Regions from separate parts of the Homo sapiens genome. Here region 1 is linked to region 2. Evidence: chromatin loops called from intact Hi-C (ENCODE). Cell type or tissue: adrenal gland. All regions are shown on one strand.

Region 1 (5,000 bases), 290 kb after region 2:
GAAGACATTTGGCCAGAGTGAGAGGCATCCAGGCCCCTGAGAAACAGGGGAGGCAGAGCAAGAGGGAGGACAGAGCAGAGGCCAGAGCCCACGCAGGATACAGCATCGTGCCACTGCCACAGGCATAAGGGGCGGTGAATTTCTATCCCAGCTTTGCCATGGACTGGCTGCATTTCCCTAGGCACGGCACTCATCCTAACTGATCCCCAGTTTCTTGCCTCTATCAAAAGAAACTAATGTGAATGGAAATGGCATGTGTCACAGTGATGAGTGTTCCTGATGCACAGCAGTTGCGCACTTCCAGTTTACTGGGGTTGGAAAGCGTGTGTGGCAGTAAGAGGTCCGTGCAAGGCGGTATGGGGTCAGAACAGCCTCTGTGGGGCCCCGCTCGCTACCGTCTAGCTATGGAGAGCCTGAGTCTCCTCACTCTGAAATCAGGCCATGTAGAGCCACCTGCTACCTAGTACTAGAGGGAGTGCAGGAAAAAGTGCAGCCAGTGCTTCCAGACCCTTCCATGTGGCCTGAAGGGCTCCCCACCCCACCTGGGTGGGCTGCACATGCAAAGGCCACCTAGGGGTGGGGAGCAAGCTCCTGGCCTCTGAGCGGCCTGCCCCCACGCTGTCCCCTCTCAGAGCTCATTTCCCTGCCCCTCCCTCCTGTCTCCTCACACCCTGCCTTGTGTCCTGGGCCGGGGACCCTGCTCCTGTTTCCAGACCTGTTGCCCCCCAGCTGGCCTCGAGTCCCTCCTCCCGGGTGGTCACACAGTCCCTCCTGTAGCCGGAATCTCCTGTGTTTCTCCGGTTTCTCCTGGAATGTCTGTCTCCCCCCATCTGTGAGGAGCCGGGCACAGGGCTGACCACCCTTTTCATGCTACACCCCGCACAGAGCCTCAAACGGGTTTGGTGCTCAGGAAAGACTTGTTTATGGAATGAACGGGGAATGAACAAGTGGCTGGATGGGTGGGCGAGGGGCCAGGCTGCCCTGTCCTTTCCCGACAAGGCCCTGGCCCTGAGCTGGCAGGTGCTCAGCCCTTCTCCCTCTGATCCAGCGTCCTGAGCTGTTCATGTGCTAGGGATGCCTTTGACATCCTCCTTCTCAGAATAACACTTTCGAGTGCAAGAGAGAACCCATATAGGGCTACAGAGGAAAAGTGTTGCAGTACTTATCAAAACATTCTTTTAAAATGCGTGATCTAGTAATTAGCATGCTGTTGCCTACGAGTGCCTTAACTAGCAAGACCTGGTGGCAGCCGTCCTACCGACTCCATGGGAGCAGGGAGGAGAGCTGTGCAGCTCCAGCGGTCGGCATTGCTATAGGGCCTGGGGTGAGCTCAGGCTCAGTGTGTCCAGCGTACATTTCACAGAGAGGCTGAAGGCGGGGAAATTGATGATTTTTCCCCCATCAAGTTCACAAAGCGCTGGCTTCTGTCCTTGGGCTCTGTGGCAGGACCTCCGGGAACCTGCTCCACTGTCTTGGGGACTGCAAAGCCTGCCCCTGCTTTGCCCGGCCCCCTTGCCTTGCCCCCAGGGTCCTTGGGTAGCCCTCCTGGGGGTCTGGGGACCTGAGCTTTAGTTTCCCAGCCATGGTGGGGGAGAAGTGGTCAGGGTCAGCTGCATCCCCAGGCCCCCACACCTGGCTGTTGTGCATTGTGAGTCCCCCAGCAAGGCCATAGAGCAGAGAGGATCTCCCATCACCCCCAGGCTCAGCTGGAACTCTCCTGCCGGCCTGGCAGAAAGCTGACATTTCCTGCCCTGTGGGCCAAACTCAGAGCTCAGCAGGGGTCAGAGAGTGACAGCCATGCTTTCTTCCTGCAGGGGCCACCCTGCTGTGAGCAGTTCATAAGGGAGGAAGGTGGAGATGCCCTGTTCCCAAGCTATGGGACCTCTCATTTGACAAATGGGGAAACTGAGACCCAGAGGGGACAGGGACGGGGCGGTCCCATGGTGAGCTGAAGCTGGAGTGGCCTTGGGTGGGCTGCAGTGCTGCCTGCCATCTTGTGATTCAGACTTTAAGGACTCTAGAGCACTCTTGGGGCACAGGGACAGAATCCTAGTTCCCAATCCCTTAACTTCCCCCAGGGACCTGGTTCTGTGCTGAGGCCCCTCAACGCAGTCAGACCCAGGTTCTACCCTCAGGAGACCCTTGGCCTGGTGGACTCAGAAAGACCGGCTGCACCCAGCATGGTCTGATCCAGGACAGAGGGAAGCACAAGGGGTGGGGCTTGGAAAGGGGTGTTGAAGGATGCATAGGAGTTTGAGGGAGAATGGGGAAGAGAGGGCCTTGGGTAGTGTCTGGCATGCAGCTTCCTCTGAGCGCCATCGACGAAGAGGTGCTCCCATCTGCCCAGCGTGCTGCACGTCCTCGGCCAAGTCCCCTCCCTTTCTGAGCTGTGTGCTTCTGTCTCGCCATCCATCTGCTGTCCTTGCCTCCCTTTCCCCCACCTCCCTGGCACACTCACTTCAGCCCCGCTGCCCTCCCCTGGCCTCAGCCTCAAGGCCTTTGTGGCTACAGTTCCCACTTCAAGGAGTTCCCTCTTCCCTCATTCTGTTCTCACTAGCTCTCCAGATGTCACCTACTCAGGCAGTCTTCCCTGACCTCTGGAATAGTCTCCACCCATCTCTGGATTTACTCAAGTTCTTTTTTTTTCCTCAGCCTGTTTTTTTTGGTCTGTCTTGCCCCAGCAGCATGTGGGCCCCCAGGCATGATGTCAGCGCATAGTAGAGGCTGGGCAGACGCCGCTGAGCGTGTGAGTCAATGCTGAGTGTGGTTCTGGCAGCAGTGCCAGGCCGTGGTGCGCTCACAGATCTGAAGTGTAAATGGGGCCTGAGCGATAGGCTTTCTGGAAGGCCTACTCTATTTTCCTGGACTCCACATCTCTGAGGTCAGCCTTCTGCCCATGGTAGGGTGAACCCCAGAGCCCTTAGAGTCTGTCAGGCCCTCCCAGGGAAACTTCTGTACCTGAAATAAGGCCAAATTTACAAAATAAAAGAAGGAAGCTAAGAAAGCAACTGTAACGTGCTCCCCTACAGAGAGCAGACAGGTTATGGGGGGCTGAGGCCCTAATCCTGGCTGGCCCTTTGTGAAGAAATAAATGCACCCCTCAAGCTGGGGACTTCCTTGCTGGGAGCAAGGCAGGCCTGGAGGGCTCACTGAGGGGTTGGTGGCTGGATTACAGAGGGACTGAGGCAGGACACCTGGGTGCTAGGCCCAGCTCTGGCTCAGACTGGTGACCTTGGGCATGGCTCCTCTCTGCACCTCATTTCCTCCTCTCAAAGAAGCTTGGGCCACCCCACCTGGGACTTCTGTGATGCAGCGAGCAGAAGCCAAGTACTGGGTCCTAGGGGCTCAAGAAACATGCTAGGAGTACTCACGGAGGAGCAAGGGACTTGGGGAAATCATGGAAGACTTCATGAAGGAGGCATCCTTTGAGCTTGGAGGATGCATTGCATTCTGAGAGGCAGAGAAAGGCATTTCATGGTGAGGGGCCAGCTCCGGCTGAGGCTCTGAGTTGTGGGACATTCCAGAGACATTGGAAGCCCAACCCTAGCTCTCTGCTCATTCCTACTGTGTCCTTTTTTCTTATTGATTCATAAGAACTCTTTATATATTAAGCACATGGGTCCTTTTTAAACAAACACATTATTTTTCTTTTATTTTACTTATGATTGGTTTTGACATCATACATATTTTTATGTTGGCAAATTTCCCAGCCTTTCCTTTGGTGGTCTTTCTGGTCCCAGGATGCTTCTTGTGTCCTTACCTTGGGTCCTTGCTCTCCTGTGCACATGCTGGCTGCTCAGGACGTGTCTGAGACTCCAATTAAGTTGAAGCTGGAAAATTTACAGCTGTATGAAAATCAGAAGCCAGGGTGCCTTTGCTGACCTGTGCCTCCCGCTGGGTTTCCTGCCCATCATTCCTTCTTGCCTGGAGTGGGGTCCAGCTGAGACCCTAAAGGGGCCTGTGACTCTCTGCAGGGTGAGGCAGAGGCTCATAGCTGTGATGAAGGGAGAGGGTGGGGGGACAGGGAGTTCCCAGCTGGCCAGTCACCATGTGTTCACTCATGGAAACTCCATTGCAACCTCATGAGATAGGTGCTATGATTAGTTCCATTTTATAGGTGAGAAAACTGCGGTTCAGAGAGGTTATGTGGCTAGCCCAAGGCCACACAAGAAGGGATGGAGACAGGATTTGAATTCATGCCTTGTTGCCCCAGAACTCTTATAGTTTCAAGCTCTCTTATGGCCCTTGGGCTCCCCATTGCCTTTGGGATCAAGTCTAGGCTCATTAATATGACATCTGAGGCCCCCTGGGGTGATGCCTCAGCCTCTGTGCCTGCACACGCTGAGCTTCCCTGATATGATGGTGTCAAGGCTGTGCCCATCTCGTCACACCTTCCCCACAAACCCCGAATAGTTTAGATCCTGGAATGGAGGGCTGGCAGGGCTTCTGTGGAGTAGCTGGGCCAGCCCCCTGGTTTGCACACAGTCAGGGTGGGTCTTGCCCAAGGCCCAGTGCCTGGAGAGTGAAGCTGGAATCTGCACCAAGACTGCAGGACTCTGGTGCTCTTAGCTGTGTCACTGTGCTATGGTTAGTCTCAGGCGGGGTTGTCACCCCTGCTGCTCGCTGCTGCCTCCCCACTGGCAGATACTCCTCTAGGAAGCACCCCTCCTGCCACTGGGTTAGACACCTCCCCTGGGCTCCAGAGGGCCCAGCGACTTATGACTGCTGACTTCTCACCGTCTGCCCTGTGAGGCAGGGTGCCCCATGAAGGCAGGCGCCCAATGCTTCCTCTTCAAGTCCTCGGTGCCCAGTGAGGACTTGAAGAGGGAGACCCAGAGAGGGACAGAGCCCTGCTCCAGGTCACACAGCAAGTTGGGGCAGAGCCAGGAGTCCTAGAAGGGCCCCAAGACCCTCCAGGTCTCCCCTGTTCGTGGGACTTAATGGAGCCCAGGGATGGGGCAGTGTCTGTGATGGCCACCCCAGCAGAGGGCACTACTGCA
Region 2 (5,000 bases):
CTCTGTGGGGCCCCGCTCGCTACCGTCTAGCTGTGGGGTGCCTGAGTCTCCTCACTGTGAAATCAGGCCATGCAGAGCCACCTGCTACCTAGTACTAGAGGGAGTGCAGGAAAAAGTGCAGCCAGTGCTTCCAGACCCTTCCCTGTGGCCTGAAGGGCTCCCCACCCCACCTGGGTGGGCTGCACATGCAAAGGCCACCTGGGGGTGGGGAGCAAGCTCCTGGCCTCTGAGCGGCCTGCCCCACCCTGTCCCCTTCAGAGCTCATTTCCCTGCCCCTCCCTCCTGTCTCCTCACACCCTGCCTTGTGTCCTGGGCTGGGGACTCTGCTCTTGTTTCCAGCCCTGTTGACCCTCAGCTGGCCTCGACTCCCTCCTCCCGGGTGGTCACACAGTCCCTCCTGTAGCCGGAATCTCCTGTGTTTCTCCGGTTTCTCCTGGAATGTCTGTCTCCCCCGATCTGTGAGGAGCCGGGCACAGGGCTGACCACCCTTTTCATGCTACACCCCGCACAGAGCCTCAAACGGGTTTGGTGCTCAGGAAAGACTTGTTTATGGAATGAACGGGGAATGAACAAGTGGCTGGATGGGTGGGCGAGGGGCCAGGCTGCCCTGTCCTTTCCCGACAAGGCCCTGGCCCTGAGCTGGCAGGTGCTCAGCCCTTCTCCCTCTGATCCAGCGTGCTGAGCTGTTCGTGTGCTAGGGATGCCTTTGACATCCTCCTTCTCAGAATAACACTTTTGAGTGCAAGAGAGAACCCATATAGGGCCACAGAGGAAACCAGAAATAAGTGTTGCAGTACTTATCAAAACATTCTTTTAAAATGTGTGATCTAGTAATTAGCATGCTGTTGCTTATGAGCGCCCTAACTAGCAAGACCCGGTGGCAGCCGTCCTACTGACTCCATGGGAGCAGGGAGGAGAGCTGTGCAGCTCCAGCGGTCTGCATTGCTATAGGGCCTGGGGTGAGCCCAGGCTCGGTGTGTCCAGCATACATTTCACAGAGAGGTTGAAGGCGGGGAAGTTGATGATTTTTCCCCCATCAAGTTCACAAAGCCCTGGCTTCTGTCCTTGGGCTCTGCGGCAGGACCTCCGGGAACCTGCTCCACTGTCTCGGGGACTGCAAAGCCTGCCCCTGCTTTGCCCGGCCCCCTTGCCTTGCCCCCAGGGTCCTTGGGCAGCCCTCCTGGGGGTCTGGGGACCAAGGAAGGGCATCCCGACTGTGACCTGAGCTTTAGTTTCCCAGCCATGGTAGGGGAGAAGTGGTCGGGGTTGGCTGCATCCCCAGGCCCTCACACCTGGCTGTTGTGTGTGAAATGCCCAGGCCAGGCATTGTGAGTCCCCAAGCAAGGCCATAGAGCAGAGAGGATTTCCCATCACCCCCAGGCTCGGCTGGAACCCTCCTGCTGGCCTGGCAGAAAGCTGACATTTCCTGCCCTGTGGGCCGAGCTCAGAGCTCAGCAGGGGTCAGAGAGTGACAGCCATGCTTTCTTCCTGCAGGGGCCACCCTGCTGTGAGCAGTTCATAAGGGAGGAAGGTGGAGACGCCCTGTTCCCAAGCTATGGGGCCTCTCATTTGACAAATGGGGAAACTGAGGCCCAGAGGGGACAGGGAAGGGGTGGTCCCATGGTGAGCTGAAGCTGGAGTGGCCTTGGGTGGGCTGCAGTGCTGCCTGCCGTCTTGTGATTCAGACTTTAAGGACTCTAGAGCACTCTTGGGGCACAGGGACAGAATCCTAGTTCCCAATCCCTTAACTTCCCCCAGGGACCTGGTTCTGTGCTGAGGCCCCTCAACGCAGTCAGACCCAGGTTCTACCCTCAGGAGACCCTTGGCCTGGTGGACTCAGAAAGACCGGCTGCACCCAGCATGGTCTGGTCCAGGACAGAGGGAAGCACAAGGGGTGGGGCTTGGAAAGGGGTGTTGAAGGATGCATAGGAGTTTGAGGGAGAATGGGGAAGAGAGGGCCTTGGGTAGTGTCTGGCATGCAGCTTCCTCTGAGCGCCATCGACGAAGAGGTGCTCCCATCTGCCCAGCGTGCTGCGCGTCCTCGGCCAAGTCCCCTCCCTTTCTGAGCTGTGTGCTTCTGTCTCGCCATCCATCTGCTGTCCCTGCCTCCCTTTCCCCCACCTCCCTGGCACACTCACTTCAGCCCCGCTGCCCTCCCCTGGCCTCAGCCTCAAGGCCTTTGTGGCTACAGTTCCCACTTGAAGGAGTACCCTCTTCCCTCATTCTCTTCTCACTAGCTCTCCAGATGTCACCTACTCAGGCAGTCTTCCCTGACCTCTGGAATAGTCTCCACCCGTCTCTGGATTTACTCAAGTTCTTTTTTTTTCCTCAGCCTGTTTTTTTTTGGTCTGTCTTGCCCCAGCAGCATGTGGGCCCCCAGGCATGATGTCAGCACATAGTAGAGGCTGGGCAGACGCCGCTGAGCGTGTGAGTCAATGCTGAGTGTGATTCTGGCAGCAGTGCCAGGCCGTGGCGCGCTCACAGATCTGAACTGTAAATGGGGCCTGGGGCAGAGCGATAGGCTTTCTGGAAGGCCTACCCTATTTTCCTGGACTCTACATCTCTGAGGTCAGCCTCCTGCCCATGGTAGGGTGAACCCCAGAGCCCTGAGAGTCTGTCAGGCCCTCCCAGGGAATCTTCTGTACCTGAAATAAGGCCAGATTTACAAAATAAAAGAAGGAAGCTAAGAAAGCAACTGTAACGTGCTCCCCTACAGAGAGCAGACAGGTTATGGGGGGCTGAGGCCCTAATCCTGGCTGGCCCTTTGTGAAGAAATAAATGCACCCCTCAAGCTGGGGACTTCCTTGCTGGGAGCAAGGCAGGCCTGGAGGGCTCACTGAGGGGTTGGTGGCTGGATTACAGAGGGACTGAGGCAGGACACCTGGGTGCTAGGCCCAGCTCTGGCTCAGACTGGTGACCTTGGGCATGGCTCCTCTCTGTGCCTCATTTCCTCCTCTCAAAGAAGCTTGGGCCACCCCACCTGGGACTTCTGTGATGCAGTGAGCAGAAGCCAAGTACTGGGTCCTAGGGGCTCAAGAAACATGCTAGGAGTACTCACGGAGGAGCAAGGGACTTGGGGAAATCATGGAAGACTTCATGGAGGAGGCATCCTTTGAGCTTGGAGGATGCATTGCATTCTGAGAGGCAGAGAAAGGCATTTCATGGTGAGGGGCGAGCTCTGGCTGAGGCTCTGAGGTGTGGGACATTCCAGAGACATTGGAAGCCCAACCCTAGCTCTCTGCTCATTCCTACTGTGTCCTTTTTTCTTATTGATTCATAAGAACTCTTTATATATTAAGCACATGGGTCCGATTTAAACAAACACATTATTTTTCTTTTATTTTACTTACGATTGGTTTTGACAACATCATACATATTTTTATGTTGGCAAATTTCCCAGCCTTTCCTTTGGTGGTCTTTCTGGTCCCAGGATGCTTCTTGTGTCCTTACCTTGTGTCCTTGCTCTCCTGTGCACATGCTGGCTGCTCAGGACATGTCTGAGACTCAAATTAAGTTGAAGCTGGAAAATTTACAGCTGTATGAAAATCAGAAGCCAGGGTGCCTTTGCTGACCTGTGCCTCCCGCTGGGGTTCCTGCCCATCATTCCTTCTTGCTTGGAGTGGGGTCCAGCTGAGGCCCTAAAGGGGCCTGTGACTCTCTGCAGGGTGAGGCAGAGGCTCATAGCTGTGATGAAGGGAGAGGGTGGGAGGACAGGGAGTTCCCAGCTGGCCAGTCTCCATGTATTCACTCATGGAAACCCCATTGCAACCACATGAGATAGGTGCTATGATTAGTTCCATTTTATAGGTGAGAAAACTGCGGTTCAGAGAGGTTATGTGGCTTGCCCAAGGCCACACAGGAAGGGATGGAGACAGGATTTGAATTCATGCCTTGTTGCCCCAGAACTCTTATAGTTTCAAGCTCTCTTATGGCCCTTGGGCTCCCCATTGCCTTTGGGATCAAGTCTAGGCTCATTAATATGACATCCGAGGCCTCCTGGGGTGATGCCTCGGCCTCTGTGCCTGCACACGCTGAGCTTCCCTGATATGATGGTGGCAAGGCTGTGCCCATCTCTTCACACCTTCCCCACAAACCCCGAATAGTTTAGATCCTGGAATGGAGGGCTGGCAGGGCTTCTGTGGAGTAGCTGGGCCAGCCCCCTGGTTTGCACACAGTCAGGGTGGGTCTTGCCCAAGGCCTAGTGCCTGGAGAGTGAAGCTGGAATCTGCACCAAGACTGCAGGACTCTGGTGCTCCTAGCTGTGTCACTGTGCTATGGTTGGTCTCAGGCGGGGTTCTCTCCCCTGCTGCTCGCTGCTGCCTCCCCACTGGCAGATACTCCTCTAGGAAGCACCCCTCCTGCCACTGGGTTAGACACCTCGCCTGGGCTCCCGAGGGCCCAGCGAGTTGTGACTGCTGACTTCTCACCGTCTGCCCTGTGAGGCAGGGTGCCCCATGAAGGCAGGCGCCCAATGCTTCCTCTTCAAGTCCTCGGTGCCCAGTGAGGACTTGAAGAGGGAGACCCAGAGAGGGACAGAGCCCTGCTCCAGGTCACACAGCAAGTTGGGGCAGAGCCAGGAGTCCTAGAAGGGCCCCAAGACCCTCCAGGTCTCCCCTGTTCCTAGGACTTAACGGAGCCCAGGGATGGGGCAGTGTCTGCGATGGCCACCCCAGCAGAGGGCACTACTGTAGGGCCTCTGTTCTCTGCTTCTCCCAGGGGCCTGGGGCCAAGGACACCCTCTCTCCCTCCTGCCCCCACCCTCTGTGAAGAAGGATGTTCTCAAGATAGAAATACCGTCAGAAACATTCCCTGGTGTTTGGTGTGACTGTCGTCCACTCTGTGGGGCCAGAACCTTCTGACCTGGCCTCACCTCAGGGCTTAAGGGTGGACGTTTGCCTTTTCTGGCCGCTTGGTGCAGCCTCTTTCTGGGGTCCATATGTCCAGCCCCCATCTTTACGCCACGGAATGTGAGGGGTCAGTGTCACTCAAGGTTCCTGCAG

Evidence for each region. A loop is a pair of places that touch in the nucleus more often than their neighbours do. Peaks named below come from ENCODE experiments on the same cell type or tissue, not always from the same donor. Only the 100,000 strongest peaks of a DNase experiment are listed, where the experiment ranks them.
Region 1: it touches region 2 in a loop (8-fold over the local background); 27 of 110 quality-filtered maps call a loop at or near these places.

What each region holds. Positions count from the first base shown.
Region 1 is chr17:21,687,092-21,692,091 of GRCh38, forward strand. No RefSeq gene overlaps it. Among named protein-coding and RNA genes, the nearest start is that of KCNJ18, 2.9 kb to the right of the region's middle. In adrenal gland, no CTCF peak of the experiment used is centred here; a DNase peak (open chromatin) is centred at 2,681.
Region 2 is chr17:21,400,015-21,405,014 of GRCh38, forward strand. The region is part of intron 1 of KCNJ12 (potassium inwardly rectifying channel subfamily J member 12); the gene reads left to right. Among named protein-coding and RNA genes, the nearest start is that of KCNJ12, 26 kb to the left of the region's middle. RefSeq lists enhancers at 1-638, 639-1,616, 4,225-4,724. In adrenal gland, no CTCF peak of the experiment used is centred here; a DNase peak (open chromatin) is centred at 2,530.